Regions from separate parts of the Mus musculus genome. Here region 2 is linked to region 1. The links are chromatin contacts, found by Hi-C or POLR2A ChIA-PET in ENCODE. All regions are on one chromosome and are shown on one strand. The core of a region is the stretch at or near the end of the contact, and the rest is flanking DNA. Distances in the headings are between cores, read along the strand shown.

Region 1 (6,577 bases), core at 1,116-3,615:
CGTGCATTCTTGCTTTTTCTCTCCAGTGTTCTGTATGCTACACTTGTCTACAAGTGTCTGTGGCACCTCATGGCCCCGCTCTTTGATGTTAACCCGCCCGCCTGCCTGCTATGAAGGCCTTCCATAGCTTCAATTAGTATTCATAACCAGTGAAGGTCTGATAACACTGGGTATACAGGAGGCCCTATCTCAAACAAAACCCCACTAAAACCTCTATACGTATTGTAAAAATCAAGGCTTCTCATAGTTATCCCTAATCTGCCCAACCTAGCCAAGTTTCTAGAGGATAAAACCTAATGAAGTTCATCTCAGTTACTTGTTTTCCTGTAAAATTTTAGTTTTCTCTAAGGATTGAGATTTTCCTAGTCTTTATCCAGTTGACTTCACCTGGAGGAGAGAGGCCTGCCTGCAGCAAGTGCATGCACCCACCTGTCCCACTGTGGAGGTGCAGGGGGGACACAGTTTAGATAGTAAGGCAGTTGCCACACTCCAGAAATTTTCCCTGGAGGAGAGAGCTTGAAAATACATTTACTACTAGGTGAAGGAAGAGAGAGGAGGGATTTGATTAAAGAAATCAAACTTTATTTCACCTGTGGAGAGAAGGCATCAGTATGGAAAGTGTTGGTTTTAGCTTAAGAGAAGAGAACCTTATGTAGAGCTTCTTTGTTTTTGTTGCGTTTATAAGCTGGTCTCTCTATAGTCCAGGCTGGCCTTGGACTTGCTATATTGCCCAGGCTGGCAGAGAACTCCTCCTGCCGGGCCACAAGTGCTGGGAGTATGGGTGTGGCACTACTGGACATGTATTTGCCAGGAAGGATGACCCCACTTCAGCTGGAACTGTTGAGTATGCTGGCCCTAACACTCCTGTCTGTGAGGTGGAACCTGACCCTCCCAGTGCCATGGACGAACCCCGGCTGTGGATAGCAGTGATCCTAAGACAGCTGTGTTCTTGGATCCCAAACCCAGTGTGCAGTCTACGGATCAACTTTCCTCAGAACGCTTGCCTGCACTGTCTGTTGTCTTTACGATTTTGTCTACTTTGGCATCGTGGCCTGAACGTGGGGCCCAACAGCTCCCCAGGGTGTTCATCTCTGATATCTATCTCCTGCCCTCGGATGTGGAGGCAGAGTGAGGGTGTGGGTTCCCCCATGGGATTCTTTTTACTTTTGTTCTGTACTGTGGTGGAGAATGGAAGAGAGACTTGAATTATGAATCTTTCCAGTGCCTGCCTCCGGTGGGTATCTGTCCTGCTGCACTAGCCTGGCATTTCCGATTGTCAGTCTGTTTTGGTTTTGATGTTCAGTGCCATGCGTGGTCTACAGTAGAAGTTCAGTCACTACTTGATTATGTGCACATGGAATTGGCCAGTGTCTCTTTCTGTTCCTCCTACAACATGGGAAAATAAAAATGCACACCCCGTGACCCCCACCCCCCACCCCAACCCCATACAAGCTTGTGCCATGCTCTCATTTGACCACAAGGTGGCAGTGTGACACAAAGCACATGGGAGATAGCTGTCTTCTTTGTGGGTTTCTGCTTGAGAAGTTGCCTCTTTGAAGCCACTTTGAGAAGTTTCAGCCTCTGACAGTTTCTTAGACTCTGAGTGATAGGGTGGAAAGACTTGGAATTTGTCTGTCAGGCCTGATGCAGGCTGTGGCTGTCATCCTAGGAGTTTAGCCTTGGGCAGGCTACTCTCTGAAATGGGTCAACGTGACTATAGCCTGAAAGCACATTAGTGTTATTGGTGGGGATTCCGAGCTTGTCTCTGGCTGTCTGACCCCACTTCCCAGACCTCAGCTCTCTTCTTGGTCTCCCTGCTTGTCCACATTGGCCTCATTCTAGTCAGTGCCCAGTCTCCACCTTATCGAAGGCCCCCCGCGCCTGCCTGCTGCCTGCTTGTCCGTCTGCTCTCTGGCCTGTTTCCCTGCCAGCTCAGACTGCAGAATGTCCAGAGCTGTTGGAGAGTGTGATGTATGGGTAGATCTGTTCAGGTCTTTGTCTTACAGATTTTGGCTTCTGTGCCCTGCATTGAGCAGGCATTCTAGTAAAAATGATAGCTGTTCCTACTGAGCACAGTTTAACCCTCATAGCATAGCTGTGAGCAAAAGTGGCTACTCCACTGTACAAAGCAGAGGTCTGTTAGGATGCCTTTGGTTCTAACAATGGAATTCTCCTAAAAGAGTTTAAACAATCAGGAACATTTTCCATTTATTTATTTGTTTTGCTTTGGAAGCAGGGTCACACTCCCTGGTTTCATTGAGGAGCCACAGTCGGCCCTGAATCCCCACTTTCTTGCCTTGTCTCCTGGTTGTGCCTGGCAGGAAACAGGCTGCTTGGTGATGTCCCAGGGATCCTGGGAGCTGCTGTCTCTCACTGGCTTCTCACTGCTCTGTGGCCAGACCCTTTACTGGGACCATGGTGACAGCATGCTCCTAGCTGCCAGGTGCTGGAGACAGTGTTGGTCCTGTGCTCTTTCTGTGATTGTCTCTCAGTAAATTGCCATCAAAGTTCTTCTGGGCCATTTGGACATTAGGCTTGTTCTTAAGCTAGTCAGTAGCTAAAGGGCGGAAACAAGTAGCTGGCTTAGACTGACCAGAATCCGGCCTTTTAAGGCTGATGAGGGTCCAGCTTGACTTCATGCTCCTGGACACCCAGTCCCAGGAGCAAGAAGGGACATGAGTGTGGCTCAAGGCTGCAACTCTGGCAAGCAGCAGGGTCCCAATCAGCATCGGGCTGACTCCAGAGACCACCGGGCTGAGTCTGCTATAGGTTTGAAGTTTCTGTCCCTGAGGATTCTGGAGTCGCTCCCTTTCTTGTCCTTGAAGTGGTTCCTTTTGTTCTGACTCCGTGGGACACTGTCCTCCAATACTTAACTGCTGCCTCTCCTTCTGTAGACTTCATGCTCTTAGCTGATGGAATGAGAGTTGTCTCAGCTTCCTGTTCAGGCTCTGGAGAGTCAAGCTGAAGTGTTGTGTTGAGTGATTAGAGTCATCTTAGGGTCCTGGAAGGGGAGAGGTTGGGGAAGATGCTGTGAGAGTGACCTTGGGGGGGGGAGAGAGAAAGGAGAGAGAGAGAGAGAGAGAGAGAGAGAGAGAGAGAGAGAGAGAGAGAAAGAAAAAGAAAGAAAACATTTGTAGTGTTGGTGGGGCCAGCTGTTTCTCGTAGCCCTGTGTCACTCAGGAGGTGTTGGCCTTGCAGATGCTCCAGGACTGTCCGAAGGCGCGCAGAGAGGTGGAGCTGCACTGGAGGGCCTCCCAGTGCCCACACATTGTGCACATCGTGGATGTCTATGAGAACCTGTATGCCGGGAGGAAGTGCCTGCTGATTGTCATGGAGTGGTAAGTAGCCTGCAGGGTTCTGACCATCCTATCCCCATGCCATGATGAGGTGCCTCTGCCTCTGCAGACAGCCCACTATGGATCTTGAAGCTTGGGATATCAGCATCTGGCTTCCTTTGGGGGCAGTGGAATGCGTGGGGGTGGGGTGACATGCTGGTTGACAGATCTTTCACTGTACCTTTTTTTTTTTTTTTTTTTCCTTTCAGTCTCGATGGTGGAGAGCTCTTTAGTCGAATCCAGGACCGAGGAGACCAGGCATTCACAGAAAGAGGTAGAGAGGGTCTGCTGTGGCAGTGGCTTTGTGTGCACAGCAGTAGGCAACTGTAGGCTCTTTGAAGGGCCCTGTCACAGGAGTGGGGGAGGGTGTTGCCTTCTCAGGCTCACTGCTGGCCATGGGCCTCTCTCCCTTAGCCATGGCAGGGTCAGCTCCTAGCTCCTTTGTGTGTCTGATGAGTTGGTGGGTGTGGGAGACTGGGGCTGCGTCAGCAGGTTGGTGTCTGAGCTTTCAGACCTCCAGCTCGGGTTTTCTCTCTCGTCTGCAGAGGCGTCAGAGATCATGAAGAGCATCGGCGAGGCCATCCAGTACCTGCACTCGATCAACATTGCTCACCGGGATGTCAAGGTGACACCTGCTTATATAAACCCCATGCTCCCTGACTGCCTGGTCTGTCAGCGTAGGATGGGTCTGCAGCCCAGTCTGTGGCTTGTGGGGCTTGGGACAGGGGACCACAAACTTGGTAGTGAAGCTCAGTTTGGTTGCACTCAGCCTGTGGCTGCTCGTCAGCACCTCACCGTCCCACACATGGATTTCTGAGTCAACAGGAGTCCCCATGGCTCCACGCGGCAGTCTCTGTAGCAGGGAGCCGATGCCTTCACGCTGCCCGCTGCAGAGGGGCTGGATGGATGCAGTGGTTGAGCGGATGAACGGAAGGCACAGTCCTTCCCACTTGGGTTCCTCAGCATTTCCACAGGGATCTTATCCACTCATGTCTCTCTCCACAGCCTGAGAACCTCTTATATACTTCCAAAAGGCCCAATGCCATTTTGAAACTCACTGATTTTGGCTTTGCCAAGGAAACCACCAGTCACAACTCTTTGACCACTCCGTGTTATACACCATACTATGTGGGTGAGTTCAGGGGAGGCCCAAGGACTGAGTCTTTGCCTCGTTTTGCTCATCTCAGGAGACCATAGACCTAGGCATGCTGGGTCTTTATGTCCCTAGATGTACTAGATCTGACAGGGCCCCGCCATGAGTGGGCTGCCAGAGTTAAGCTGTGATTGAGTGCTATGAAAATGCTCTGCTGGGCTGAGGGCAGCACTTGGGATCTGTGTACTCTTCCTAAGGAGAGCCAGGGTTTCTCCGTGGAGTCTGGGATTCAGATTTTGCTCTAAAGTCCCAGCTGACTCCACGAATACACTCCCAGGACATGTTCCTGAAGCTAAGTGGGTGCCACATGTTTGTAGGTTCTCAGCGGCTCAGCAGTGATTGCACCCTAAGCTTGTAGCTGCAGAGTCCCTTCTGGGAGAGGGTCCTCTTCTTTCCCCGGCCCCCACTGTTGCCTCTCTTTCTTTATGAAGGGATGAAGGACTCTGAGGCAGGGGAGGTCTCAGCATTCAAAGAGCCAGGACAACCCACAGTGATCTTTGCTTTGCAGCTCCGGAAGTCCTGGGCCCGGAGAAGTATGACAAGTCCTGTGACATGTGGTCCTTGGGTGTCATCATGTATATTTTGTAAGTGGGCTGGTGTGTGGTGTGGGATGGCTGCTAGGCTGCAGTGCGTCAGGGAGCTGGGGACGCTTTACCACTGCAGGACAAGAGGAGGCTTTAGCATTTCCCCTTCGGATGGGGGCTCCCTGGGAATTCTGAGTTCCTGCTTCACTTGATGCTTGGTGGGTTCTGGTTGCTAAGTGGTGGTAGAAACTAGCTAATGGGCTAGCCGTCTAGGTGACATCCTTGGCACTTAGACTCCTGGGTCCTGCAGTCCCGATTTCTCTGGGACTATAACAAGCAGAGTCTGTTTCTTACCTGATTAGTGGTGCAGGGTTTCTAAATAACACCCGCTTTGCCCTTCTCTTCCTTAGGCTGTGTGGGTATCCCCCCTTCTATTCCAATCACGGCCTTGCCATCTCTCCGGGCATGAAGACTCGTATTCGAATGGGCCAGTATGAATTTCCTAACCCGGAGTGGTCAGAAGTATCAGAAGAAGGTAGGAACCGGCCTTCGGGGACAGGGGAAAGAGTGAGTGTGTGCGAGCGTACGCACGTGTAGGTATCAGTCTTTTTCACATGTGTGCTGGAACTGGGGACTTGGACCTGTTCCTATGCCTTCTAGGTGTGTTCTGCCTGTGGGAAGTGCCTGAGGCATGGTCAGAGCCATGTGTATGTGCAGGGCTTGTCCAGCATGCTGGTCCTTGGAGCCATTGCTCCTTGGGTATCTATCTTCATTCAGTCTCCTTTGAGCCTGATTCATGCAGGAGAGTGCAGGGAAAACTATAGATCCTGAGCTGTCCTTGTCCCCTGAGCTGTCTCGATCCCTGAGCTGTCTGTCTCAGTCCCCTGAACTGCCCTGTCCCTTGACCTGCTGTGTCCTCTGCCTCACCCCATAGTGAAGATGCTTATCCGGAATCTGCTAAAAACAGAGCCCACCCAGAGAATGACCATCACAGAATTCATGAACCACCCCTGGATCATGGTAAGCTTTGCAGGCTGGGGAGACCTGGGCGCAAGGGACTGTTGCTCAGTATGCTCGACTGTCACTTGATCCCACTTCTCTCTCCTCAGCAATCTACGAAGGTCCCTCAGACTCCACTGCACACCAGCCGTGTCCTGAAGGAGGACAAGGAACGATGGGAGGATGTCAAGGTGAGGGACCACTGAGGAAGAGAGCTGGGAAGGCAGTTCACAGGAAGTCCCCAGCAGGAGTGCTGGCCTGGCAGGAACAGTTTGGATCTGTGTTCTTCATCCCAGTGTTTCCATAGCAACCAAAAGGTGACTGGGAGCCATTGCCTTCACTGGCTTGTGGCAAAGGTTCTGGCCAGACTGCCGTCTGTTTCCTATGAGCCTTCCTCTCCCTGGGGCTCTCTAGTGGTCCTGAAATGGCATCAGGTGCTATCCCCTCAGTTTTCAGATGAGGGCATTAAAGCCCCAGACAGGGCTTTACTGGAGCAGGGCCTACAGGATGGCTGGCCCAGGACTCTTTCCCCTTTTGTGAGCTTGTCAGAGGGCTCCTGGGAGAAT
Region 2 (6,577 bases), core at 2,792-5,291, 38 kb before region 1:
GAGATTTAAACAAGACAATCCAAGTTGCATGAAACCTGAACACCAGGTGGGTATAGAACCATTATTCATGTGTTCTTGCCTGTGCTGTCAGCGGCACCACGAGACGGTAGCGCACACCTTGTAACCGCATCTTGCTGATAAAGTAATCCCCAGCTGCTTCTCTTCTTTTAAAAGATACTTTGAGCTTTGTCAATTATACCATTTAAAATTTTTTTCAGTTTGTTTGAGACAGAGTCATGCTATGTAGCCCAGGCTTCCCTACACTCCTATGTAGCCTAGAGTGGCCTTGAGTTTGCATCAATTCTCTTTGGAGTCAGCCTCCAAAGTGCAGCGATTACAGGCTTAAACCATTCTGTCCAGCTTTTCAAGATCCCTTTAAGCATGTCTTCATAAACTAAAACTGTATAAAAAGGAAAGCATGGGCAAGGTGAACAGAGCAGGTGTTGGTTGTCTTGGGTGACACACACAGGGAATGGGCTGGAGTCAGTGCTTTGTCCACAGGTGCCCATGGCGTTATTAAGGAACTATAATCTAATAAAAACAGAAATGCAGGGACCAGCACTCTAACAACAAACACGTGCTATACGGATCCGGGACAGCAACTGATGCAAGTCTCTATGCTTGTGGCCCTTGCACTGTCTTCTTGTATACATGTATGCATGCCGATACAAATCCTAATTTTGGGGGGGGGGTGTAAATAAGAGTCCCTACATCTTCGTAAAGCTTTCCTGGGGCTCACAGCCTGGGGTTTACACATGATAAGCATACACTCTAGCTCTGAGCTACAGCCCCCACCTGACTTTCAATTTCTGAAGTGCTTCAACACATCCTCAACAGCTATTGCTTAAGTAGCTCACTACAGATGGCTGAGAGCTTGGTGTTAGACAGGCAGGGCTCTGGGCTTCATTTTGTCCTTATAATATCTCTACAATGTGGGCAGAACAGATGTCATCTTTACTATTTTTTAGACAGGAAAGAAGGAACTGAGGGGGCAAGGGACTTTGGTAAGGTCACATGGCTAGCCAGTGTTAGAATGGAAGGTTCTGGGTCTCTTGTGATGTCTTTTCCTGTGGTTCATCCTACAGTCCAGCTATCCATTGATTATTCATTTATACTGTTCCATGCCTTGTCCTTTGGAGCTGTGCTCACATGAACGTACTTTGTGTGTGTGTGTGAGTGAGTGAGTGTGTGTGTGTGTGTGTGTGTGTGTGTGTGTTATGTGTTCTGGCTGTCCTGTGTGCTCTCTAGCTCCATCTGACCTCTGTAACTCCAGGAGAGACACCCCACTGGACTTCTGTGATCCATTATTCCTAAGACCTCAGGTTTAGGCATCTTCCCAGAATTCCCCTTACATAGGAAGGCTGCTCAGCGTCAGGAACAGGTCACTAGGCAATGGGAACAGAACAAGGCAATGCTTGAGGAATGGTGTTGTATTATTTTTCGTGAGAATTGGTGCTGTATGCTTTATGAAGAGTTCTCATGGATGCCATCACATTTAATTTCTCCCCAGTTGTAAATAGAAATGTTAGGCTTTTTCTCATTCTCCCTAAGAGTAAGGCACCTGTTAGTGTCCAAGAATTGCTGAAGGAAGACCCCCAAACTCAAATAGTATGCAGAGGCAGAAATTACCAGCATGCAGAGGTCGACAATTCATCAAAATAGTGAGGACCTGAGGGGCTTGCAGGCCCCCTTTTATGCAGGGCTTGGAGAATTTTCCAGAAGGATTAGCTAACCTCTAATGGCCTCTAATATGATTGGGAGGGGCAAAGCAGTACCATTAGTACACTTTTGATTGGCCACTATGTTAGTTTCAATATATTTGGTGAGACCTTGAATTCCAGAGACCAGCTCAGCTCTGGCCCTGTTATCTCCTCTGGCCAGGTGTCCAGGAGACTGTCTCAGCTCTGGAGCTCTCCTCCCTAGTTCAGGGTCATCATTGACTAAAGGCCCATTGTCAGTGGCTCCTTCCTTCTGAGGAGCCCAGTATGCTGCTCAGGGAATTGAAAATTTTTATTTCTAAGGTTTGTATACCTCTCACACCTTCTTCTCCTTCTCCTCCTCCTCCTCTTGCTTCTCCTCCTCCTCCCTCCTTCCCCCCTCTTCATATTGATTTATTTATTGTTATATGTAAGTACACTGTAGCTGTCTTCATACACACCGGAAGAGAGTGTCAGATCTCATTACAGATGGTTGTGAGCCACCATGTGATTGCTGGGAATTGAACTCAGGACCTCTGGAAGAGCAGTCAGTACTCTTAACTGCTGAGCCATCTCTCTAGCCCCTCTCACACCTTCTTAGGACAATCGGATTCTGTTCATTTCTAGTTTGTAGTTTTGCATGGTGCCTTGCTGCCTCTGAATAGCTCATTCTCTTTCCAGCCTCTGGAAAGAAAGAGGTGATGGCTAAATGCCAACAAGAGGTCCCAAAGACCTTCTGTGGGTACATGGGGGCAATACAGAACTGAGGCAGTCAGGGTGGGAACCTCTTTCCACAGGAGCCAATGAGACCTTCCACCTCCTCATCCCCAGATTCCTTCCTTTCTCTGTCCCTGCATCTCCACAGCCTCAAGCAGTGCCTTTGAAACAGGGCGTTGTGTAGCTTTGTCTTCAGTGTGGAAGGAATCTACCCAGCTGCAGACTGAGGAGAGCCAATGTGCCTTCTATTCCCAGGTCTGTATCTGCCACACTGCTAACCCAACTACTGCATCTATCCCCCTCCCCCCCCCCCCCCCCCCAGTTAGAATTATCACCACAGGGATGAGCGAGAAGTATTGAGCACTGAAAAAGCGCTTGTCTCCTTGATCCATAGTGAGTTGGATCTCAAGAGGGGGCCTACAGTCCTCCACCTGTTCATCTCTGTCTTCCTTGGAACAAGTATCTTCCGGAAATCTAAACAGGGAACAGCAAATGAGTCTTGCCATCCTGGGCTATGTCTCCAACGCCCTTTTCTCAGGGCACTGTCTCGTCTCCAGAGTTTTGTTGGGACATATTAAAGACTTTGTGTGACCATGGGTCAGGTCTCATCTTTAATTTGTCTGTATTAGTAAGTAAACCAGAGCTTTGTATCTATCTTGTTCCTTTGTCTCATTTCTTAACTGCTGTAACAGTCAAACCCTTGTGGATCTCAGCAGTGCTACAGGCCAGTTAGGCCCAGAGATTTGTACTAGAACTAGGTTGCTTCAGGACTACTTATTGGCTATGGCCGCAGGGACCATTTCCCCAACTCTAGAACCATTTCCCAGCCCTTCCCCTTGCTCTATAATCGCAATGAATTAAGAACACAAATGTATAAGTGTACCTCCCAGAGAGACATGAAGTTTGTGGGTATTTTAAGACAGAGTCTGTCTTTGTTGTTCAGGCTGGCCCTGTGACTTGTTATCCTCCTGCTTCAGTCTCCTGCATATAGCCGGGATAACAGGTGGCTAGAGTGCCCCATTCCATCTTGGGTCATTTTGGGTTTATATAAAAATATGTTCGAATTCATAATAATTAAATTGTTCGTGGTATCACAGTAGTACATTCTTCTCAGTGAAAACCAGTAAGTCCATGAGAGAAAAAAAAAGTAAAACTCACAAGTATGTTAAGGAAATTGTTACTATTGCCTGACACCTGATCCTAGGATGAATAGTCTCTCTTATTCCCCCAGTCCTGGCCCCCGGATTCTCGCTCTGCTCGGGTACCCCTCACCCCCCACCCACAGAGTCCACGTAGAAAGATTCTTATCAATTATCCGTTTCTTTCAAAATACATCTCCTCCAATTCTCCGATGACCTGTCTTCTAGATCCAAGCAGCTGGAGGAGTGAGGGTTTTGTTTGAACTATCCAGCAGCTTTTCTTTTGCCCTCCTCCCTTTCCCCTCTGCCCGGCCCGGGTTAAGAACTAGGATGTCTCGATGCCCTCCACAAGCCCGCTTGCTCGCAGTCCCTAAGCTCTCCCGCCACTGGACTTCCTCCCCTTTAAGGCCCACCCCTCCCCCATGTCCACGCCTCCCAGTCAAGCCCCACCCTCGATCCTCCCCTTTAAGGACTAGCCCAGGACGCCGAGCAGCCTGTGACGCGGCCGCCGCCCCCGGGCTGGTACTTCTCGGCGCGGCGATTCCTCCGGCCGGGCCCTGCCGTCCCGCGTTCCCCGGAGCGCACGTCTCCGGGGGGAGGGAGCAGGGCTGGTGGGCGCCCGCGGCGCACAGCGGGACCCACGGGGCCCCGCGACCAGCCGAGCCTGGAGCCGGGCCGGGGCGGGGCAGCCGGCTCCAGCCCGGAGCAAACTTCGCCGCCGGGCGGGGCGTGGCGGGGACCCGGGCCCGAGCCGGAGGAGGGGGCGGCCGCGGCCCCTGCCTCTGCGCGCGAGTCGCCGGGCACCATGCTGTCGGGCTCTCCGGGCCAGACTCCGCCGGCGCCTTTCCCCAGCCCTCCACCGCCAGCCCCGGCCCAGCCGCCGCCGCCGTTCCCCCAGTTCCACGTCAAGTCGGGCCTGCAGATCCGAAAGAACGCCATCACCGACGACTACAAGGTCACCAGCCAAGTGCTTGGCCTGGGCATCAACGGGAAGGTGCTGCGGATCTTCGACAAGAGAACCCAGCAAAAATTCGCCCTAAAGGTAAGTCTGGGCCGCCCGGGATCGCGCTGAGATCCGGTGCAGCTTCCGGTCACCCCGCGAGTGGCCGGCACCCGAGAGGACTCACGGGGACTGCCATGTTGGGGTGTGAGTGGGATCCAGCCTGGTGGCCACTCTTGGGACCCGGACGGCCTCTGCTCGCTTTACCCGGCGCCGAGGACACGGTGGCCTCGTCCTCCCTCCCTCCTTCCTTTCTGCGGGCACAAAAGGCCCTTTACTCATTGAGCTGGTTGGTCGGTCGGTTTGGAGAAGTTCGCTCTCTGAGGTTTCCTTAACCCTACTCCTTATTTGGGAGCCGGAATGTGACTTCGCTCTCCTCGGCCTCGCGAGGTCGGCGCGCAGCGGTGGGGCGCGTCGGCGCGGAGCGGCGCGGCACTGGAGACTGGGGACCCCGCCTCCGTGCCCCGCGATCGTCTGGAACCGCCAGCGCCTGGCCTGCGCTGCCCCTTAGGCTTGCGCCGGGCTGTTTCCATTGCTCCCTCCACCGTAGGAAACCTTGTCTGTAAGCCAGGCTTGGCCTAGTGCTGGTACACTGGTCCCTGGTAGCCGGAGACTCAAAGGCAGGAAATACTATTCCTGCATTTGGGAAACCCACTCTTAATCTCTGTGGGTCTACCCGTCTCTGCTTCTGTCGGTGGTAGTGGAGAATGGGGATTTCAAAAGGTCCAAGTGAAGCAGGGAAGGCTGTCATTCAGGGTCACTGCAAAGTTTTCTTCTCTCAAGGGTTTCAGGTTACACCATATCTCTAAAGGTCACTTGTCAGGTTTCTTTCTCCTGGGGTGTCTCAATGATTGGAGGAGCAAAGTACTTCCTGTGTTATATTTTGCTCTTCCCCTTCAGCCCACACAACTTGCTTTGTTTCAGCTATTCTAGAGTACAGATAGATTGAGTTATGCGTGAGGCCGTTGTCATACACGGTCAACGGGACCGAAACCTGGTACTTTGTAGGGGGAAAATAAGTTTAGTTTTTATGATGTTTTGCTGTTTTCATCTTCTGCATCACATTTAAAAAACAAGCAAACAAACTATAAGCTCTTGGGGAGTTAGCTAAGCGAGGAAAGGAGTTGGTTGGGTTGAACGGTGGCTCTGACCTTGGGGACTGGAGGCAAGGGAACAGTTTGACCACAGTTAACTGTATTGTTGAGGAAGTACAGATGTTCTTTCCCGGAAAGATTCCTCTCTCCTCTGCGATGCCATCTGCCTTTACCCACCAGCAGACTGGGGCTACTAGCTGTTCACTCTCCTGCATAGTTGGAACACAGTATAAAGACTTCGCAACAAAACCCCCCGCTTCACCCCTTCCTATTCTGTTTGAATACACACACGGTCCTCTGAAGTGCTCTTGGCTGTCAATTCAGATTGCTGGTATAGTTGACAGAAGTTCGTGTACTTTTCTCCTTTGAATAGTTTTGAAAGGAAGGAGCCTAGCCGAGTATTAAGCAGTCTTCGTGCTTCCCCTTCTCTAGTCAGAAGTGGGTGACTACGGGACTCTCAGTCTGTTTTGACGAAAGCAGCCTGCTCCTGCTCCTGGAGCTAAGGCTGACTCAGCTGGCAAATTGCAGATTTTGAGTACATCTTTGTGTTGAGATTTAGTAGTAGAGGAAGAATGGAGAGCCAAGATGTTTGGAGAGTGGCAGCCGTGTCAACAGCATTTGCATACCCAAATATTGGCTGAGACATAATCCAGCCACGAGGGAATCTGGTTAAAAGAAATCCTGTTTCAGTGACATGCACTACCGAGATTCCTATGTCTTTTGTTGTTGTTGTTGTTTAAAGATTTATTTATCATGTAAGTACACTGTAGCTGTCTTCAGACACACCAGAAGAGGGCGTCAGATCTCATTACACATGGTTGTAAGCCACCATGTGGTTGCTGGGATTTGAACTCAGGACCTTCAGAAGAGCAGTTAGTGCTCTTAACCGCCTGAGATTCCTACATTTTACACTTTAAAAACTTTAGATGC

What was found. Hi-C counts contacts between places; a loop is a spot of excess contacts on that map. ChIA-PET counts read pairs that join two places held with the same protein, here RNA polymerase II (POLR2A).
Region 2: a map of gastrocnemius shows a loop between it and region 1 (4-fold over the local background). The contact joins the promoter of Mapkapk2 here to the enhancer-like site in region 1. A Hi-C loop is called at or near these places in 11 of 37 maps with a recorded cell type or tissue (CH12.LX, Patski, gastrocnemius and 2 more). POLR2A ChIA-PET finds 5 or more read pairs at or near these places in 1 of 5 experiments (Patski).

The regions. Positions count from the first base shown.
Region 1 is chr1:131,055,384-131,061,960 of GRCm38, reverse strand. It overlaps Mapkapk2 (MAP kinase-activated protein kinase 2), which reads left to right. Exons shown (of 10, transcript NM_008551.2): 2 at 3,199-3,338; 3 at 3,545-3,609; 4 at 3,881-3,960; 5 at 4,341-4,467; 6 at 4,997-5,072; 7 at 5,423-5,547; 8 at 5,947-6,032; 9 at 6,122-6,202. Among named protein-coding and RNA genes, the nearest start is that of Il10, 39 kb to the right of the region's middle. Within about 2 kb of position 2,365, at least 2 of the 3 ENCODE cell types and tissues checked have a DNase peak (open chromatin) inside an H3K27ac peak, as active enhancers do; they include gastrocnemius and heart, where a contact is called at or near this core.
Region 2 is chr1:131,095,307-131,101,883 of GRCm38, reverse strand. It overlaps Mapkapk2 (MAP kinase-activated protein kinase 2), which reads left to right and starts at 4,041. Exons shown (of 10, transcript NM_008551.2): 1 at 4,041-4,595. The coding sequence starts at 4,359.